Regions from separate parts of the Mus musculus genome. Here region 1 is linked to region 2. The links are chromatin loops, found by intact Hi-C in ENCODE. Cell type or tissue: gastrocnemius. All regions are shown on one strand. Links, peaks and the distances in the headings refer to the core of each region. The heading gives the core; the rest is flanking DNA. Region 1 overlaps BB123696 (expressed sequence BB123696). Region 2 overlaps Auh (AU RNA binding protein/enoyl-coenzyme A hydratase).

The links. A loop is a pair of places that touch in the nucleus more often than their neighbours do. Peaks named below come from ENCODE experiments on the same cell type or tissue, not always from the same donor. Only the 100,000 strongest peaks of a DNase experiment are listed, where the experiment ranks them.
Region 1: a loop joins it to region 2, with 5 times the contacts of the local background. A loop is called at or near these places in 1 of 42 quality-filtered maps.

The regions. Positions count from the first base shown.
Region 1 is chr13:52,733,263-52,737,648 of GRCm38, forward strand. All of the region lies in intron 1 of BB123696 (expressed sequence BB123696), which reads right to left. Among named protein-coding and RNA genes, the nearest start is that of BB123696, 22 kb to the right of the region's middle. In gastrocnemius, for the core only: no CTCF peak of the experiment used is centred there; DNase peaks (open chromatin) are centred at 2,389 and 2,992; H3K4me3 peaks cover 213 bases; H3K27ac peaks cover 2,518 bases.
Region 2 is chr13:52,878,621-52,883,006 of GRCm38, forward strand. The region is part of intron 6 of Auh (AU RNA binding protein/enoyl-coenzyme A hydratase); the gene reads right to left. Among named protein-coding and RNA genes, the nearest start is that of Auh, 49 kb to the right of the region's middle. In gastrocnemius, for the core only: no CTCF peak of the experiment used is centred there; a DNase peak (open chromatin) is centred at 1,925; H3K4me3 peaks cover 1,824 bases; H3K27ac peaks cover 4,000 bases.

The DNA.
Region 1 (4,386 bases), core at 183-4,182, 150 kb before region 2:
GGTCCTGGGTTCAATAAGAAAGCAGGCTGAGCACGCCTTTAATCCCAGCACTCGGGAGGCAGAGGCAGGCAGATTTCTGAGTTCGAGGTCAGCCTGGTCTACAGAGTGAGTTCCAGAACAGCCAGGGCTACACAGAGAAACCCTGTCTTGAAAAACATAAAAGAAGAAAAAAAAAAGAAAAAAAGAAAGAAAGCAGGCTGAGCAAGCCGTAGGGACCAAGTCAGTGAGCAGTGTTCCTCCACGGTCTCTGCTTCGGTTCTGCCTCCGGGTTCTTGCCTTACCTTCCTTCAGTAGACAGTGACTGAGAGTACGTAAGCCAAATAAACCCTTTCCCCCTAAAATGGTTTTTTTGAGCCTTTATCAGAGCAACAGAAGCCCTAACTAAGACAACTGGCCCAGCTGTATCCCAGCAGCCCCAGTGCTCGCATGCTGCATTCTAATGTGTATTTGATAGGTCTACTTTTGATAGCCTTGGGTTTCGGTATCTCCCTCCCCTGAGAATCCACAGATGCTCCAATGTCGTCTGTAAAATGCTTAGTGTTGCAGACTATGCACGCCTTGTCACCATGCCTCCATTCTCTGTCACACACATAATGAAGGTAAGTACACGGATGGCTTATAAATCGTGCCACCTAGGCAAAGTGACAGGGGAAAGATCTGCACATAATCGAGGCACAGACTTGACCAAACGTTCCCTACCCACAATGGTTGGCTCCACGGGCGTAGAACGCACACAGGAGCACAGTTGGTGTCTTTACCTCTGGCACCCTGAGAGCATTTTACACTTCCTCACAACCAGAAAGTCAGTCAGAAAAATCACCTTGTGATTAGCAACTCTGTGAAAAAAATAAAGACTTGTGGCAGCATTTCTTGCTGTCGTATTCCATATGTACTAACATTAATTCTTTTGATCGTGTGTGTGTGTGTGTGTGTGTGTGTATGTGTGTGTGTGTGTGTGTGTGTGTGTGTGTGAGAGAGAGAGAGAGAGAGAGAGAGAGAGAGAGAGAGAGAGAGAGAGCTCAAACCTGTGCCTGTACACAGAGATCCAAAGTGACCAGGTGTCCTACCTCATCATTCGCTACAATATTGTCTTCAAGTAAACAGGGAGCTAGGGTCAGTCAGCCAGCCCCAGAGATCCTCCTGTTTCCACCCTTCACAGCTCTGGAGTTAAACCTGGCTCTGACATGCATGCCAAGGACTTGAACTCAGAGCCTCATGCTGGAAGGGAAAGCACACTTACCGGTTGAGCCACCTCTAGCTCCCAGTCAGCCTTAAGACCTGTCTGCTCTCCCTCCATGGAGCTTTTCCACAGGAGCCACCCCCTCTGAGAGAGCTGCTTCTCAGGTCTTCAGCATGAGCGCTGCAGGCCACAGGCATGAGGAGGTGCTGAATTCCATACCCGTCCATGTGAGAGTGCCCTGTACCCTCTATTCCCCATTGAGCTCTCCTGAGGCATTCACCTTCCCTGACCATGGGTGCCAGAGTGTCTGTGAAAATGTCCTGGGCATTCCCAAACTAGGAAATGGCTCTGTGGTCGCCATTCTGTTCAGCATCACTTTGAAAAGATACAAGCAAGGGGCTGGAGAGAGAGATCAACCTGTAAAGTGCTTGCCACATAACCATGGGACCCTGCGCTCCATCCCCTGAACCCACGTGGCAATGTAAGTTTGTCATCCCAGCCCTGGGATGACAGAGACACTCTGGCCAGCCAGCACAGCCCATGTAGTGAGCTCCAGGTCTCAGTGAGAGACTGTGTCCCAAACCAACAAAAAAGATGGCTCCTGAGGAAGGATACTGGGCACAGGTGCACACATATCCACAGATAACACAAACATCAAATGAATAACACATCTGAAAAAATTCTTACTCTCAACGATAGCAAACAATATAAAATTTCAAATCAAATTAAGGTTCAGTTCAAGCAAACATCAAGGAAACAACATTGACCTTAGGTCAACAGTAAGGATAATGATGTTTGAGGCTTCTCAGTGGGGCAGAGCTATTTACAAGTTATAAACTCTTCAAGATGTTACCAAAATTCTGTGGCGTGCATCATGAGCGAAAGCCAAACCCTCATCCACCAGGGACATTGACACCACCAACCTGCTTGCTCGCCTCTGTTCCATAGACACATGGACTAATTCAGTCTTCAGGCAGGCAGGGCCACATGGCCTGGACCAATGGGGCTGTGATACTGAAATGCACAGAAGAGTGGGTGCAGAGCAAGCCTGGGTCTCCCCGAAATGCTGGTATGTAGATTCCCAAGTTGGAGCTTCTTCAGGCTCGTTGTTAGCCAACCATGAGACACAGCTGGTACCAAACAGCCCCTGGCTTCAGTGGCTTAACAGGACAAGGCTTGCTTCTTATCCTCTTCTATACCCAGTGAGGGTGTTGATCAGCCCGTGCCAAGATGATCTTGGTGATGTGCCAAGATTCACATCAAATGAGGTTCACTGTAGCATTACTGTGATGGTATAATTTTTACAACACCCTAAATGTCAGAAAATAGGAGCTAGTGAAGCAAATTATGGCCCACGATAGAATACTGTAATAAATACTTTACAACCAAGAGGAGTGATATATTGAAGATCTTTAGTAGCAGTTGGGGAATTTTTCCCCCAATAAAATATTGAGCGAGAAAGGCACACTGTGCGATCACTTCTCTTTTTTTGTTTAAAACAACCGACATGCCCACAGAAGAGGGAGTGGTGAGAACCAGAGAGACGGCTCCAGATGAATGATGAACAGACCATGGGGGGTGGGAGAGGGAGGGGTGCGAGCAAGGGACGGCAGTGGAACGCTGAGAGATGCTCTTTCACGCAGTACAGAAAAGCGAAGAGTGTTTTCCAAAGCCTTGGGAGCAGCGGTGGGGATAAGCAAAGACTAGCTTCAGGCAGACCGTGTTGAGCAAGAGGCCTGCTGGGTGAAATCACTGAGTGGGCTCGGTGCCAGCATAACCCTTCTCCCTTTCTTTCCCCCAACAATGATCTCAGGTTGCAGCTCCCTACCAAGGTTGAAGGTGGATAAACAGAGGAGTGCCACTAACCACGCGGATGGACGTCCAAAAGCCTTCTCATGCTGGCTCACGAGGATCTTAGGCGTGGGTTCCGAGACATGCCATAAAACGGCTCAGAGAACTCGGACTGCACGTCCCCAGGAGTTTGAAAACCCTGCCAGACCTTGGTTGTCCAGGAACATGGTGTGCTGAGGGAGGGTGTTGGCTTACAGACAAACAGGACATTTTCTAAATGATCAGGGCCTGTTCCAGGAAAAAGCCTGAGGAGTGGAGGTAGGGTGGATCTCAGTGTTTTCAGAAGTGGCCAATGGGTTGACCAAAGCACTCTCCATGTCTCAGTCACAGTGACAAGCTCCAGAGAGTCCACCATTAGTCTGAGGAGCCCCTGCAACTACAAGGCTCTTCCTTCACCGTCCCGGAGTTTCCTGAGTCACAGCATCCCTGTCTCTGAACACTCTGGGGTGAGACATTCCTAGGGAGATGCTGAGAAGCCTGGGTAGGAGCCTATGAATGCCTCAGCAGCTACAAATCACTGATGATCTCCAACTCCTATGAGCAGCTAAGGGAATAGTAGTGTAGTCGATAGTAATATACGCGCAAAGAGCAGCCATTGCGAGCACTTGCTGCGCTTGCAGAGGACCTGAGGCCAGCTCTTAGGATCCACAATGGATGGTTTATAATGCCTGTAACTCCAACCCCACAGTATCTGACATCCTATTCTGGCCTCTGCAGGCACTGCCCACTCATGTGCACATAGACCCACCCACAGATATATACATATATGCACATAAATAATTAAAAATAAAATAACTCTTTAAAAAGGAAAGAAACGGACCCTTAATCACAGAGGGCACCTGAGAGAAAAAAAAAACCCAAAGGTAACAGGAGAGGAAGCAGCAGGTGGGACTGAGTTAGACTCCGCATAAATCAACATTTCCCATTCGTTACTCATATGATAGATTTCTATTCAGCACACACTGGATGGGTTATCTTAGTGCCTGGGAATTGCATACATCCAGTGGTAATAAAGGCTACCATCCGATGGAGGATAGATTCAAACTACAGGACTAAGAAGGCCATGGGGACCTGGGCAGGACAGTGAGCTTGAGCTTAACCCTCAATGACAAGAAATTCTGTGCCGTTCAACCAGGAATACAGCTTGAACACAGTCTGCACATGGCTTCTGGTTGGGAAGAGGTTCCCGGAAAAGGGGAAGGTGACACTGAAACACCCCTGGATGGACTGTCCCATGCTCTGTGATAAAGAAAAGTGCTGGCCCGAGAGGCATTCATTCCGTGAGATCCCGGTTCTCTGACTACGGAGATATTGAAGGTAGCTTTCTGTCTCCATTTATCTGATTATCCATCATC
Region 2 (4,386 bases), core at 178-4,177:
ACCATGCCCCTCTTCTCCGCATTTATTTAAGAGATCATCTAGATATTCAGTAACCGTTTTTAACCAAATATCCAAATAATATCCAAGACAGGACTCTTGACTGCAGTTCCACGTCTCAGGAGAAGGCAGTTGCTCTTTCCAAAACCCCACGTATCTCTCCTGATTATGTTCCCAGCCAACCTGCTAGGAGATTTTTCTAGACTCGTCTTTAAACACACCCCGGATCTGAATGCAGCCCTGTCCAGGCCATGCCACAGCCAACCATGCCACAGGCGCTGGCTTCCTGCTTCTAGACTCGGCTAACTGCTGTGTGTCTTCAGTGCACTGATGAGAAACCTATTAAACTGCTGACCTGCCTTCCCCGGGGTCTCCTTCTCACTGGGATAAAGACCGAAGTCACTGTGCTGTGAGCAATCCCTGCACAATGTATCCTCCCTCTAGTGCATCCTGCTGTGGCTGCAAGCACTCTCCCACCTCCACCCTTGGGCCTGGGTGCTGTCTGCGGCTACACAGTCTTCCCTGGTCTTTTAAGCCTTAAGCCTATGGGACCTTGTTTAGTGAGGGACTCTGGCCTCCTGGTTGCAAAGCCCCATCCCCCTCAGACCCTGTCCCTTATTTTTTCTACAGTATTTTCTACTTTGAGGGACAGGCCCCTGCTCTGCTCCTGGGCTGCGAAAGAAGTTCTGTGGCGACTCTGTAGCTTGTTCCTTCACAGCTATAGCCACCTCCTACAAGATCACAGGCAGGACCTGAGAGCTATGTTAGTGAGTTGAATAAATATGCCCCTGACTCAGAACAGGAGTAGGATGAGGCGGAGGGAGACCAGAGAGCAGCAGGCCTTGCCAACTGGAACCGACTGACTTTCCTCAGGAAGCCTCGTGCGTGCGGCCTACACTGTTTGTGCTACACTCAGAACTGACTGCCAGTCCTAGATTCCTTTGTCTCTGGTTGGTTGCAAGTTTGGTAGTTAGACGTGTGGGCGCATGTGGACTCTCTCCTACCTGATCTCAGAAGGGGCACTCCAAGGCAAGAAGAGAGTCCTACAGAGGTGCTTCCTCCACAGCAGCCCTGAGCGCAGCAAGGAGGTCAGGGGACAGCTCCCCCCAACACACACACACACACACACACACACACACACACACACACACACACACTCCCAGCCCCAGGACAGACTGAACTGAGGAAGTGACCCTGGAGGGCATTTCAGGATTCGTACAGAAAGCTCTCTGCTAGAATACTCAGAGAAGCACCTCCATGCATCCATCCCACTAGCACAGACCTGCAAGGCTGTCTGCCCACTCTGCGTTGCTAAGCCTCTCAGGTCTCACTCTGCTGCGACAGGGCTCTCCTTCCTGGATGACCTTACCCGCTGGCTTGGGCACAGGCGGACCTCTTGCTATTTCTGAGAACCCAGCTCACCCTCCCAGGGTAGCGGTGACTCAGGGCTGAGGCTCGGATTCTGATGTAAATTCTAAGAGAGCTGCAACAAAGGATATAAACGGAGCTTCCCAACTCTGGGCTGTGTTAGCGACAAAACACACTGACAGGATTTAAATGTCAGTCATTACCTCAGAGACATGCCTTAGCACGGAGCTCCTGGAGAATGTGCCAAGTACACGTACCCAGAGGCCACAGCGCTCATCCTGAACAGTGGAAAGAACAGAACTGGGGGGGAGCAGGCGGTGGGGGGGGGGGGTGGCTCCTTTTCTCACTCTGAGTTCTACCATATAGCCTCACCTGTCAGTCTGCAAAGAGGATGCCAAGTTAGTTGCCACTTTAACCAGATTAACAACCCAAGCTAGCCAAACACTGTCACAGGATGGATGGAGCATTAAATGCGACACATCTCCTTTCAGGGCCTGCAGCCAGACTTTTCAACCCCAGCTGAAGCATGCAGGAATGCTAACTGAAGCCAGTGTGTGAACAGCCCGCTGTGGCAGCTCACCCTGCGGCCCCAGCACTGGGAAGGCAGGGAGTCTGAGGCTAGCACAGGCTACACAGTAAGCTCTGGGCCAGCGAAATACTAGAGACCTTTTGTAGGTCTCTGGCACTGGTGATAAGGCTATTAATAAGACATGGAGCCTTTAAAAGCTGGCAAGGGAGCAGGCCTCAGTGGCGTCATGGGGAGGAGGGGAGAGAACAAAGGGGGGGGCTGAAGTGATGGAAATGTTAAGGAGGCTTTATTCAATCACACCACATGTATACAGACGTCAAAGCACCCACATGATAACTTAGTCACACATGTATGCAGACGTCAAAGCACCCACATTACAGGACATAAATATGTGCAGATTTGAGGTAAAGTGGCAATTTCACCACAGACAAGGCAAGTTTTGCATCAACTTCACAGAAGCGCCAGGCAGTGAGGGCACACACATTATTCACAGCACTCAGGACACAGAGGCAGGCGGATCTCTGAGTTGGAGGCCAGTCTGGTCTACAGGGCAAGTTTCAGGACAGCCAGGTCTACACAGAGAAACCCTGTCTCAAGAAAAAAAAAAGCAAGCAAACAAAACAAACAAACAAAAACAAGATAAAGTCATTTGGGAAGAGAGAACCTCAATGGAGAAAATGCCCACAGCAGATTAGCCTGTGGACAGTTTCTTGACTGACTCATTTTCTTCATTGCCATGAGAGGACCCAGTCCAGGGTGAATGGGGCAGGTGGTCCTTAGAGCTACAGGGAAGCAAGCCATGCAAGCCATGAGAGCAAGCCAGGTAAGCAGCATCCTTCTGAGGTCTGTGCTCCAGTTCCTGCCTCCTGGCTTCCCTACAACAGACTTAAAAACTTCAAGGTGGGACCCCTTCCTCCCAGGTTGCTTTTGGACACAGTTTTTATCACAGCAATACAAACCCTGACTAAGACCCTGTTAAAGGACAAAAAAAAAAAAAAATGTACCGTCGTCAATAATCAGACATCCAGATGCCTTAGGAATTCGCCCGGCATCTCCGTGCAGATGTTCTAACCAAAGCTGCCCAATCTCAACTTCCTCAAGGGTAAACATGATGCACACTCAACTAGAGATCCTATACGGTGACTGTCGGGCACTGCCAAGGTCATCAAGAAAGGAAAGACCCTGCTCCTCCAAACACAACTGTGCAAGTGAGAATTCTGGACCAGATCCTGGACCAGAAAGGGCATTTGTTAGGAAGATGGCAGCACAAGAACATCTGGGAGTGTTGTTCATGCTGTAGGAAAGTGTCAGTAGTCAGCCGTGCAGGTATCCTGTCACCTGCAGGCTGGAAGGAAGGAGAGAGAGCCTGATCTCTCAGGGGAACAGAGACAGGCAGCTCACCCCCTTTCCAACGTCAGGAAGGGCTCGGGTGGGTACCTGACAGTGTACCTGGACTGCATCAGAGTCAACCAGACAGTAGTCAGGTAGAGGGTCAACTTATATTAGCATACATCCACATTCCTTTGTACCGTCCATTGAACTATGTACTTACAATGGTAATTTTAACACTAAACGATATTCTAATAAACTACACTTGAGAACTCTAAAATAAATTACATGATAGGAGTGGGTCATTAGGAATATTGTGGTCTCTCAAAAACATTTTACAGTTGAGCTTTTTATTCATTTATCAAATGTGTCAGAAGTAATCGCACTGCTATTCAGGTTCAGCCTCAAACTCAAAGAGAACCAAATGGTAGTGTGACAGGCCATGTCCCAAATGCTGCTGAGGTCACACTGAAGGACAAGCCTGAAGAAACCGCAGCGAGGGCGGAAACTAAGTCTCTTGGCTCCACCCAAGGTACCGAAATCCACACGGGGAAGCTCTGTGTCACCTGGACAAACCTCCAAGTGCTGGTTAATACGGAAGCGTGGGTCTGCGGGAACGGAGGGGGGATGGCGTCTCCCCACTACGAGACACAGCCTCCAAAGCGTTGACAAGGGAAATGGGGCATTGACCCCTCCCACAGACCCCCCGCCCCCCACAGATGGACTGTCCCTTCACTCTCTTTTAGCTCTTGTCTGGAAAATGAGAAAAGCAGACAAGGTTGATATTCTAGCCAGGTCCTCCTGGGAGACCATCCCTGGTGGACAGGGGATGTAGAGACCAGGGAAACCTTTTAGCCACTGGGAACTAAGAAAAAAGTAAAAGTAGGTAGGTTTAATAGTTAACAGAACAGCTTCATAAAGCAGGCATCTCAGAACTTCTCTCAAGAATAGCAAATAAATAAATAAATCACCAATATGTAGAAACAGAATTAAAAACAAACAAAACAAAAAATACCCTATCTTATCTAGTAGTGCACATGTGCATCCTGGGGGGTCCAGAGAACAACTCCCCAAGGCTGTTTCCTCTATCCACTGAGGGATCCAAGGATCAAATTCAGGAGCCAGTCTTGCACTGCAAGGGCCTTTATCGGCTGAACCATCTC